Regions from separate parts of the Homo sapiens genome. Here region 1 is linked to region 2. The links are chromatin contacts, found by Hi-C in ENCODE. All regions are on one chromosome and are shown on one strand. Each heading gives the region's core, a stretch centred on a gene start or an enhancer-like site at or near the end of the contact. The rest is flanking DNA. Distances are from core to core; before and after follow the strand shown.

Evidence for each region. Hi-C counts contacts between places; a loop is a spot of excess contacts on that map. Pooled maps may share reads with other maps.
Region 1: a loop to region 2 is called in a map of A673, with 4 times the contacts of the local background. The contact joins two enhancer-like sites. A Hi-C loop is called at or near these places in 3 of 168 maps with a recorded cell type or tissue (A673 and CD4-positive, alpha-beta T cell), 3 of 37 single-sample maps with no recorded cell type and 1 of 50 pooled maps.

Annotation. Positions count from the first base shown.
Region 1 is chr1:64,362,264-64,368,400 of GRCh38, forward strand. No RefSeq gene overlaps it. Among named protein-coding and RNA genes, the nearest start is that of CACHD1, 100 kb to the right of the region's middle. Within about 2 kb of position 1,603, at least 2 of the 41 ENCODE cell types and tissues checked have a DNase peak (open chromatin) inside an H3K27ac peak, as active enhancers do.
Region 2 is chr1:64,277,942-64,283,887 of GRCh38, forward strand. No RefSeq gene overlaps it. Among named protein-coding and RNA genes, the nearest start is that of UBE2U, 77 kb to the left of the region's middle. Within about 2 kb of position 2,215, at least 2 of the 41 ENCODE cell types and tissues checked have a DNase peak (open chromatin) inside an H3K27ac peak, as active enhancers do.

The sequences.
Region 1 (6,137 bases), core at 353-2,852, 84 kb after region 2:
AGTTTCCACTTAAATATGGTACCTGGAGTAGTCAAATTCATAGAGACAAAAGGTAGAATGATGGTTGCCAAGGGCTTACTAGAGAGAAGAATGAAGATTTTTAATGGGTATAGAGCTTCTGTTTGGGAAGATGAAGTTCTAAAGATGGATGGTGGTGATGGTTACACAACACTGTGAATGTACTTAATTCTGTTAACCACTACAGTTAAAAATGTTTACAGTGGTATAATCAATGTTTATGTACATTTTACCACAACTTAAAAAAAAGATAACTATATTATCTGGCAGGAAAAACCTGCTCAGCCTGTGGCCACTCTTGGACAATAATAAATTCTGAGAAGAGTGAGAAATTTGAATTTTATTTGGGATACAATTTCTCCAGATATATCTATCCTTGAGAATTCTGTGAATTATACCTCTGCAAAATACAACTGTATTTCATGAATATATTTTGACTCAGTAGGACAGTGGGTGGCCAGTTTGAGGACAAAACGCCATGCTTATTTTCTTTTTAAAAAGACAGCGTTTATTAGAGAACACTGTGAAATGACTTGGGAAAATTCTGGAGAGAATCAAACTCCTTTCAGAAGTGCATGAGAATCCTCTTTAGAAATACTGAAACCAATTGTAGATGGTAACTGCAGGGGAAGAACCTTATATTTTATTTATATATATATAATATAAGCAATATGTAATATAAAAATTATATAATTATATAATATATATTATATATATTATGGCAAAAACCACAGTTACATTCACACCAACCTAGATTAAGTGGTTCAAGCCTTCATTTAAAAAAAAAAGATTGTTTACATAAGGAATAAGAGAAATAGAAATGGAAATCTTGCCTTAAGTTGTGGGAGGGTAAGGCACACTCACTAGCTCTACCCATGCACAAAGCAATTAATGGGCACACACACTTTTCTCGTGGGAACAGTAGCAGCCCACCTCTTGAGAGGCCTAACCGCTTGGTATTCATTAGCTTGATGAGCTCTCCAAGGCCCAGATTCTGGTCCAAGCCTTGCCAGCTTACTTACCCGATGTGTCCCCACACTGACAGATGGTCCAGCTCTCAGGACCTGACTCACATTAACTCTGCTCATGGAATGGGGGTATGGAAAAGAGAATGCCAATTCATGAACTTAGTGTGATTTAGAAATACCACAGGGACCAAGAATATTCAAAGTCATTTTAACCCACACATTTTTATCCCTGTTAAACGAATCTGTGTGGGCAGCCAAATGTTAATCAGAGAAGATTGCTTGGTGAGCATGAAATCAGAAGTGAGGCATTCAATGTCCATTGACAGCAGGCTAAAGCAGTGTTTCTCAACTCCCAAAGAGTTTGATTTGATTATTCTAGGTTTCAGCCTGGGCACAGGTTTATCTTCAAAATCTGCCCAGGTGATTTTAATAAAAAATCTGAATTTTGAACTACTGGGCTAATATATGCTTGTGTACCACCAGGACTAGGAACTGCCTGCTAGATGTCCTTTGGCAAAGGTTCCCTGTCTGAATAGTGCTTGGGTACTGCCAATGTCTGCCTCTGAGACTCTTTTGTTCTGTCATGGGTGCCAACCCCTCTCCCTTTTTTCATTCTAAGTGCTTGTTTCACAGAAGCATGAAGAAACCAAGTGACTTGCCTAAGGCTATACAGTTAGAGGCAGAATCAGAACTAAAATTACAGTTCTTCTGAATTTCATTCTAGGGCTTTGCTTTTTCACCTGGCCTTCAAAGAGATCTGCAGGGACTTTATAGCAGAGGGTTGCCTTGAACAACCCATAGTTCACATGTCAGGTCAGGTCCCCATAGTTCACATGTCAACTGCTTTTAGTTTCTTGAGGTATGGGTTCTGGTGAAGACAGAGTTAATTACTTTAAGTTGGGATATATTTAAAGTTATTGAATTGTAAGGGGTGCCTCTCTGTGCTCCCCACTATATTGTGTGTTTATTTCTCTCATACCAACAAGTTTTCTTGTCTAACTATAAGTCCATCATAGTTCCTATCTTATTTATTTTGGCACCCCTAATTTCTGGCAGGTGCCAGTTTCATGAGTTAGCCTTGCTGTCATTCTACACTGGATATGAGGTCCTAGAGCTGAGAGAGAGATCAAGGCTGAAGATGTCAGTAGAGACAGCCAATGAATTGTGTGAAGGGTGAGATTCCATCAGGGAAAGCGCCTATCTTCCAGGCCCATAAAGCTGACCCTGCTCTAGTCTCTGAGCCTATCTTATAAACCTGGAGAACATTACTGCCTTTTGGTGTGATTTTTTAGTGAGGGAAAATGGTGAGTTCAGGTGTGAAATTGTTCACAAGTGGAGTGATATCAGCATTCAAAAAGTGTTGGGTGTGGGAGCATTTTGGATTTTGGATTTTCAGATTATGGATGCCCAACATGTGTTTGTATTTAAAGGTTCAGTCCTCTCAGGCACTCTTCTCAGACACACATGTCATGAAATGGAAAAGTTTCCACAGTCCTTCTTATAATTATTTTGTTCCAGCATTATTGGGATATAATTGACAAATAAAAATTGTATGCATTGAAAGTATTGATATATGTATACATTGTGAAATGAAATGATTGCCGCAATCAAGCTAGTTAATACATCCATCACCTCACCTAATTACACGTGTGTATGTACGTGTGTGTGTGTCAAGAACACTTAAGATTTACTCTCTTAGCAAGTTTCAAATATACTATACAGATTGTATAATATAGTCACTATGCAACATATTAGATCCCTAGAATTATTTTTATTCTTTCAAAAAGTTACATAAATATATTTCATTGGTTTCTTTAACTTTAGTTTTCCCATGGTCTTAAATTTCAGAATGAGAATCTTTACATTGTTTTTTTAATTAAATTTTTTATTAAATAATATTTGAAAGTCTTTTTTTTTTTTTTTTTTTTTGAGATGGAGTCTCACTCTTTTGCCCAGGCCAGACTGCAGTGGCACTATCTCGGCTCACTGCAAGCTCCACCTCCCGGGTTCATGCCTCAGCCTCCTGAGTAGCTGGGACTACAGGTGCCCACCACCATGCCTGGCTAATTTTTTGTATTTTTAGTAGAGACGGGGTTTCACCATATTAGCCAGGATGGTCTTGATCTCCTGACCTCGTGATCGGCCCGCCTTGGCCTCCCAAAGTGCTGGGATTACAGGCGTGAGCCACTGCCTCCCACCGAAAGTCATTTTTTAAATCAGAATTTTGTCTGTAATGGCCTATAAAAAGGTGTGATACAAAGGAGATAAGCATTTATTTTCTCCATTTTGGACAAGAAAAGGAAGAGCTCTACTTCACAAAAGAATTTATCTCCAGTTTCTGCAGTAAATTAAAATGCTATGGTTCATAGAGAAGCAGTGGACCAGATTTCTGGGTCTTCATTACCCAAAGCACAGTACCAGTTTGGAGGATCACTTTCTTCTATTCCTTTTCTTCATTCTCATTGGCACAAGGGCAAATACATATTTTAAAAAGTGAGAGTAAGTTGAGATCTTAGCAGCAGTCATATAACACTATAGCATCAAAGAAACTCAGTAATAATTAATAGAGCATTTCACTTAGGGATGGCAAAAATGTGATGGGTGATGTAGTGCCTCACCCCTACCTTGGCACACATCACTAATCAATTATTGAGCCAAAATGTGGCCCAATAGATCTTTTCTACACGATGCCCCCAGCAGAAAATACCATGTAATTGGAGTTGCCACAGAGGCCCTACCTAAGCTAATCATTTTACATTATGAGAACATTGAGGCCCATAAAGGCAAAGTGATTTGCCCAAGGTCATTCAGAGACATGCAGAGCTGGGACAGGAACCCTAATTCTGTATAATGCAAAAATCCATTCTCTCTTATGAGCCTTGTGTCAACTGACAGTGGCCCTGAATCCAGCAAGGGCACACAGGAATCTGTACAGGATGGATCATTTCAACTTGGAAAGACAGACAAGTGTCCATGGCATCAAGAAACTCAAAGGAACAGCTAGGAACAGATGGCAGAACATTACTGTTCCTCCACCTTTCCCAGGGAGAAGCAGGGGATAGAGAAGGAAATGGAGATCTCTCCACCAGCCTCATAATTGTGGAGGGTTTTGTTTTTGTTTTTGTTTGCTTGCTTGCTTGCCTTTGAGACGGGGACTCACTCTGTCACCCTGGCTGGAGTGCAGTGGCACATTACGGCTCACTGCAGCCTTGACTTTTCAGGCTCAAGTGATCCTCCCACCTCACCTCAGCCTCGCCAGTAGCTAGGACTACAGGCACAGGCCACCATGCCTGGCTAATTTTTTTATTTTCTGTAGAGATGAGGTCTCCCTATGTTGCCCAGATTAGTCTTGAATTCCTGGGCTCAAGCAATCTCCACACCACAACTTCCCAAAATGTTGAGATTACAGGCATGAGCCACTGGGCTCAGCCAATTGTGGAGTCTTTGAAGCTGTCCCATCAGGTATCGGGGAAGGAAGGAAGATGTCCCTATATACAAGTAGCAGTCCACAAGAGTGGCCACCCAACTGCCTTGCTACTTGTTCAGGTTCCCACAACCAAGGTTTGGAAGTTCTTCAGAAACTATTCACTTTCTAAAAACCTGTTCATTCTCTGTACTAGAGCTGAAGATAATGAAATGACTGGTTGTGGTGGGACTTTGATCAGACAGAGGGATAAGAAGTCACCATGATGAGGGGTCTGGCTGGTTGTGAAGTCATTTCTGAGGAAGCAGAGATCCCACGGCTGTTATTGTACCAGCTCCAAAAGTCCCCAGAGAAGATGTTTGGTCATGACAGGAGGGTGTGAAGTGGGTTTGGCAGCAAAGGCACTAAAGCTGATTTTCTCCTGCCTTTCCCTTTGAACTCTAGGTGGGGTTTATGGTCCCCGTAATTAAGAGTGAAGATTGATGAGCAGCAAAGCTCTCTTGGAGAGCCCTCAGGGGCTTGAAACCTAGGCTTTGGGTGCTTTTAAAGGACTGGGGGAAAGGAGGCAATGGGGCAAAGGCAGATTTTGGCATGGTTCATTTTTATCCAGTTTCACCTGCCCCCATAAAGTGCCATGAAACCGCTCTCCACTGAACAGAAATAGGCTTTAGGGTGCAAACATGAGCAGCACTCGGAGGCCCTGAGAGGATTAGGAGAAACTGTGGAGAAACATGTGAAAGACCAAATTTTCCTTCCCCTAAAGACTGTGGGTGTGGAGAAATGTTGTTTCCAGCTGGGATAGTCTAAGTATGGTTAACTTTTTTTGAATTAAACTTTCACCTTCCCTTGGAATTCAAAGATTGACAAATGTAATGGCTGTGAATTGAATAAAAGGAAGGGAGCCTCCTTAAACCTATTTGGCACAGGGTGGCTGTTTACAGGCCTGCAGACATTCCATGCCAGTTGATACAAAGATTTTGGTTTGCCAGCATACTCATATCTGAATCTCAAAAAAGGAACAATGATTCCATAGACTTTGTCCTCTGTGGTTCTTTGGGGGATGTCTCTTTCTTTTGCCCAGCTTGAAAGGACCAGAAATTAATTTACTGTGCACTTGGGACAAGAGCACCTATTATATTTGTTATTTTTATGGAAGTATTACCATGTGCTGGGCACATAAGCAGTTTACATGCGCACTTTCACAACACATCCTTACTGCGGATGGATATTACTGCCATTTTCCAGTCAAACACTGAGGCTCAGAGAGGTTAGGACCCCAGCCCAAGATTGCACAGCTCCAAGAGTCAGAGCTGAGACTAGAAATCAGTTCTGTCTGATACCACACCTCAGCCCTGACCAGCATAACCATTCAGCAGTCCTATTTGAGATATCAATTTTCTGTGAGATACTAACATTTTTTTAATAACATGGAAAAAATAAGGAACAACAGAGGACATCCTACATAAAGAGTAAGTATTCGTTTGTGATACATTTGTTTTCATTACATATATATGTATAGTGTTCTTAGTAGTGAGATAACATTGTTTTCTTACTGTGGATCATGGTCAAAAACATTTTAAGGCCACTGTCCTAAACCACTTGGCAATCTTGCTTGCGTGGGTAGGTGAGTTATCAGACCCACTTACTGGGCTTTTAAGGAAGACTTGTGGAGAGAAAGCAAAGGGTGGACTCCTCAGAAAGCACAAAGAGTGGAGGTATTAGTTTTT
Region 2 (5,946 bases), core at 965-3,464:
ACATTCCATGCTCATGGGTAGGAAGAATCAATATCGTGAAAATGGCTATACTGCCCAAGGTAATTTATAGATTCAATGCCATCCCCATCAAGCTACCAATGACTTTCTTCACAGAATTGGAAAAAACTACTTTAAAGTTCATATGGAATCAAAAAAGAGCCCACATCGCCAAGTCAATCCTAAGCCAAAAGAACAAAGCTGGAGGCATCACGCTACCTGACTTCAAACTATACTACAAGGCTACAGTAACCAAAACAGCATGATACTGGTACCAAAACAGAGATATAGATGAATGGAACAGAACAGAGCCCTCAGAAATAACGCCGCATATCTACAACTATCTGATCTTTGACAAACCTGAGAAAAACAAGCAATGGGGAAAGGATTCCCTATTTAATAAATGGTGCTGGGAAAACTGGCTAGCCATATGTAGAAAGCTGAAACTGGATCCCTTCCTTACACCTTATACAAAAATTAATTCAAGATGGATTAAAGACTTAAACATTAGACCTAAAACCATAAAAACCCTAGAAGAAAACCTAGGCATTACCATTCAGGACATAGGCATGGGCAAGGACTTCATGTCTAAAACACCAAAAGCAACGGCAATGAAAGCCAAAATTGACAAATGGGATCTAATTAAACTAAAGAGCTTCTGCACAGCAAAAGAAACTACCATCAGAGTGAACAGGCAACCTACAAAATGGGAGAAAATTTTCGCAACCTACTCATCTGACAAAGGGCTAATATCCAGAATCTACAAAGAACTCAAACAAATTTACAAGAAAAAAACAAACAACCCCATCAATAAGTGGGCAAAGGATATGAACAGACACTTCTCAAAAGAAGACATTTATGCAGCCAAAAGACACATGAAAAAATGCTCATCATCACTGGCCATCAGAGAAATGCAAATCAAAACCACAATGAGATACCATCTCACACCAGTTAGAATGGCAATCATTAAAAAGTCAGGAAACAACAGGTGCTGGAGAGGATGTGGAGAAATAGGAAGGCTTTTACACTGTTGGTGGGACTGTAAACTAGTTCAACCATTGTGGAAGTCAGTGTGGCGATTCCTCAGGGATCTAGAACTAGAAATACCATTTGACCCAGCCATCCCATTACTGGGTATATACCCAAAGAACTATAAATCATGCTGCTATAAAGACACATGCACACGTATGTTTATTGCGGCACTATTCACAATAGCAAAGACTTGGAACCAACCCAAATGTCCAACAATGATAGACTGGATTAAGAAAATGTGGCACATATACACCATGGAATACTATGCAGCCATAAAAAATGATGAGTTCATGTCCTTTGTAGGGACATGGATGAAATTGGAAATCATAATTCTCAATAAGCTATCGCAAGGACAAAAAACCAAACACCGCATGTTCTCACTCATAGATGGGAATTGAACAATGAGAACACATGGACACAGGAAGGGGAACATCACACTCTGGGGACTGTTGTGGGGTGGGGGGAGGGGGGAGGGATAGCATTAGGAGATATACCTAATGCTAAATGACGAGTTAATGGGTGCAGCACACCAGCATGGCACATGTATACATATGTAACTAACCTGCACATTGTGCACATGTACCCTAAAACTTAAAGTATAATAATAATTAAAAAAAAAAGAAAAAAAGAACATTTAAACATTTATAAACATTTTGATAAATTTAAAAAATAATAATAATAATAATAGATCATTACTATGCAATGTGAATTGTGAAAGGATAGGCCTGTCCTAGATAACTAGAAGCAACTTGCCCCCAAATGTTATGCCAAGACAGGTTCTTTGTCTATTTGGTAAAAAGTAAGACACTTCTAATTTTTAATGTGTATAGATCTTTTTTTAAAAAATTGATCATAATAACCATATTTGGAGATCTGCCTTCATTTCTCCTGGCTCTAGAATTTATGTTCCATACAGACTGGAATTCTGTTTTCCTCAGTGCTGTAGCCCTTGCACCTTCACCAGTGTCTGACATGTACTAGCTACTCAATAATTATTTAAATGTGGCCTTCAAGTCCCTTTGTAATGCATCTACATGGACAGCAGAGAAGAGAAGGCAGTGACAACGGTGCTTTCGTGGTGGAGGCAGAATCATTCTATGTGTTCTCATTGGTGTATACAAGTATTTTTGTTCTTTTTTGTTGCTTAATCTTTTTTTCTGGTGTTATGATTTAATAAGAGGAAGTGTAGCAGAGTAAATATTGCTCATCTGATGCAGTGATCACCATTCCCAGCTACGGTTGGCTGGAACTGAGGTAGGATAAGGGATTGGCCTCATACATTTTTGGTGTTTGAATCAATGTGTTTGTAAATTGGAGAATATGGCAGTCATAGCAGAGAACAAACAGAAGAGCGGATACTCCATTTTTATTCTTCAGGAACTTCAAGTCTAGGTTTTACTTTCTCACTCCTGACCAACAGCAGTGACTTTGAAGGGGACAAGGGACCATCGGCTCATTCTTTTGTTTATTCACTCATTTATGTACATATTCAATAAATATTTATTGAGTTGGAATAAAGTGAAGTGGTGTGATGGGTGAAGTTCAAGCTGGGTTGGGAGTCATGGGGGCAGGAGGACACTTAATCCAGATTTAAGAGCTCAGGAAAAGCTCCCTGCATGAAGCAGCATTTAATCTGAGCTCTGAATAATAAATGGAGTTAACTGGGCAATAAAGGGAATTGGGGAAGAGTGCATGGGCCAAGGGAACAGCTTGCCTTGCAACCTACCAGACACAGGTGAGGGGACACAACACCTGAGAAGACCTGAAAATAGTTGGCTATAACTGCATTGCAGAATTGATGGGCAAGAGATAAGAGAAATGAGGTAAGAGAAAGAGGCAGGGGCCAGACCATGCTTGAGACAGGAACCACATGAGAAGTGATGGAGACCTGCCAAGGGCAGAGCAGAGAGAAGACAAAAAGCGGATGGATTCCAGGTTGCGTAGAAGACTTGGTGATGAATTGGACTCCAGGAGAGAGGAGTCAGGGATTCTGGTTGACATGAGGGATGATGGACCCATTTACTAAAATAAAGGATTAAGACATTTTGAATGGGAAAAGATATTGCTAATAAGTTGAGATCCCCACAGACAGGCTGACTGACTATTTTTTCCTGCCAGGGCCAAACTTAATATCCATTTTAATCTGAATCCAAATGGAAAAAGCTGGGTTCTGGATTCAGCCAGATTCAGTTCAGACCCGTGCGCCAAGCTATGTGATGTGATCCTAGACAAATTACAGAGGCTTTCTGAGCCTTACCTCCCTCATTGTAAAATGGAGAAAAGAATAATATTTCACAGCGTCATTATTGGAGTTAAATAATAAAATGCATATAAAGTGCTTCACACAGTATCAGGTTCAATAAATGTTAGCTAGAATTATTGTGTGTGAAGATGGTGGAAAGAGGAGGCAAGAGAATTAGGCACAAAGGCTGCTCAGAAAACTTAAGAGGAGTGGAGCTAGGCGGGAAGCTTGGGAAGTGGGGAAGAGACCAGGCCTGGGGAAATGTAGTGGGCTCTGACCCCTAGACTTTTGCCAAGGCACTTCATCCCAGTGAAAGTCTGATCGCAAGATGTGCTTGCTCCCCACCCTGGAACAATCTGAGCTGCGTCTCCTCCCCAATCCCTTATTACTCCTGCAGTATCTGTCTTTTATCTGTTTCCCAAATCCCCAGCACTGCATTAGATGGTAATGCTCTGAAAAGTACACATTAAAAACTTCCTTCTTTCAACAAGAAAGAGTTTGGGTTCTACAGCACTGCATTCAAGTGCACAGCTCTGGAGCCACACTGCCTGGACTCCCCTCTGAACACCACCAAACACTGGCCGTTGGGTGGGCAACAACTCTCTGTGTCCTGGTTCCTAATCTGATAAGAGTAGTAACCACTAAGAAGTTTTATGTGAGGATTAAATGAATTAATAGTTCTAAAGCACCTAGAGCAATTGCTGGTCCAAATTCAAGTAAGCCCTGAGTAAGTGTCAGCTGTTATCACAGTGTCAGAAGAAACCCAGGAGAGCCAGGCCAGTGCCTCTTTAGGCCTTGTGCCCTGAACCAAAGCAGCGTCCAAACCAGTGGTTAATGAGAGGCAGCCAGTTGCCTGGGATAGCCCATCCTGTGGTGGAAGGAGATAACAATGGCAATACTTATCAGTTCTCAGTTGTTATTTCATTTAAGTTCACAATTCATGGGGTAGGTATTATTCCCCATGTAGAGATGAGGTAACTGAGGCTCAAAGAAGTTAAGGATCTTTGTTGACGTTAGAACCCAAGACCCTGTAAGGGTATTAACATTTTATTCTGCTGGGAAAAATCAGAGATTTTGAAATATAATTTGGGAGCCCATGAATGGCCAGAATCCAAATGGCACACCCCAGAACACCTAAAAATGTCAGGGATTGGGAAACCACAATTCTGGTGTTCTTGATGGAGATTCTTTTGTTTGTATGACAGTTGCTTCTCTAGGACCCTGCAGTGCTTCCCGCCTCCCGCCTGGCTTGAGTAGGGGCTGCACGATCACATCTGCTCATCTCCTTCTCTTCCAGCCCTGCTGACCTGGCAGGCTGCCAGCCTAACAGCCAGGGCATTTGGGGAGGCCTGATTTTAATAAATTTCTATTTCCTGTAGAAAACCGGTTTTTTCAGTGGCTTTGTAACCCAACCATTTTTGATCACATCAGGACTAAACCTGGCAGCCAGCTTGGCAGCTTGTGCACAAATTGCATACAAAGGCAGATTGTTTAGCCTTTATTGTAATTCAAAGCAACTTAAGGAAAAGGGAGGGACAAAAAGAAAAGAAAAAAGTGAAAGAAAAAAATAAATCCAATTATATTATATAATTACATAACACAGTGAACTTCTAATTCTCTTTAAGGAAAATACAGAATCAATTAACCTTTCTGTCTGTTTCCTTTTTCTCTCTGTCTCAAAGTTTCTCACACATGCACACACACACACACACAATAGTAGAGCAGACAAATAATGAATTCCAACTTGAAATCTTTTTTCCCTGTCTTTTTTTTTTTCTTTACCAACAACATCTCACATTCAAGGAGAGTTGGAGAAGTAAAAATCAGGAAAATCCTGAGGGAAAAGAGCATGTTTAAAAGATTTTAGAGACAAGGAAAAGAAATAAGAGTGGGTCTGAGACAGTGAATGAGAGGATGAAAAAAACTAAATGAGCAGCAATAAGAATGGGCATCTTAAAATCATCAGATTAAGAGAGTTTGTGGAGTTAGAAATTATATAAATCAAATGACTAGAAAGTGTTAGATTTCTAATTCTCAGAAAGTGTTACATGGCAAGCTAAGTTTTGGGTCTTCCTTTTTCAACTTGACCAAATATCTCTGCCCTTTTCTGTGTCCTTCTTGGGTCATGAATGCTTGTATCTCAGAGTAGTGCCTATTAGAGTCTCTGCCTATGTGCCAGACAGGCCATCTGACTAGAGCCATGTTTTACACTTAGGCCTTCTTCTCAGCTGCCTGGATAAACTAGTGTGTTCATGAGGATGTTAATATGCTCCCATGTCATGTTCGCATTGTTCTGGAGAGATGTACAGGCATCGTATTAGAAATTCTAGACACCTGGGCAGGTCTGTTGGGGAGATGTTTTCTGCATGAGCACTCCGTGTGTTTGATCATATCATAGGGTGATCCATGATTCATTTATAGCAGAACAAACCTTGTTGGGTATATATCATTAAGAAGGGCAATGGCCAGGTGCAGTAGCTCATGCCTGTAATCCCAGCACTTTAGGAGGCCAAGGCAGGAAGATCACTTATGCCCAGGAGTTCAAGGCCAGCCTGGGCAACATAGCAAGACTCCATCTCTACTTTTATTAAAACAAATAAATTATATTTTTAAAAAAGAAGGACAAGCGCAGAGGCTTATTGGCATTGAGGGTCAATGAATGGCCTGAATTATTA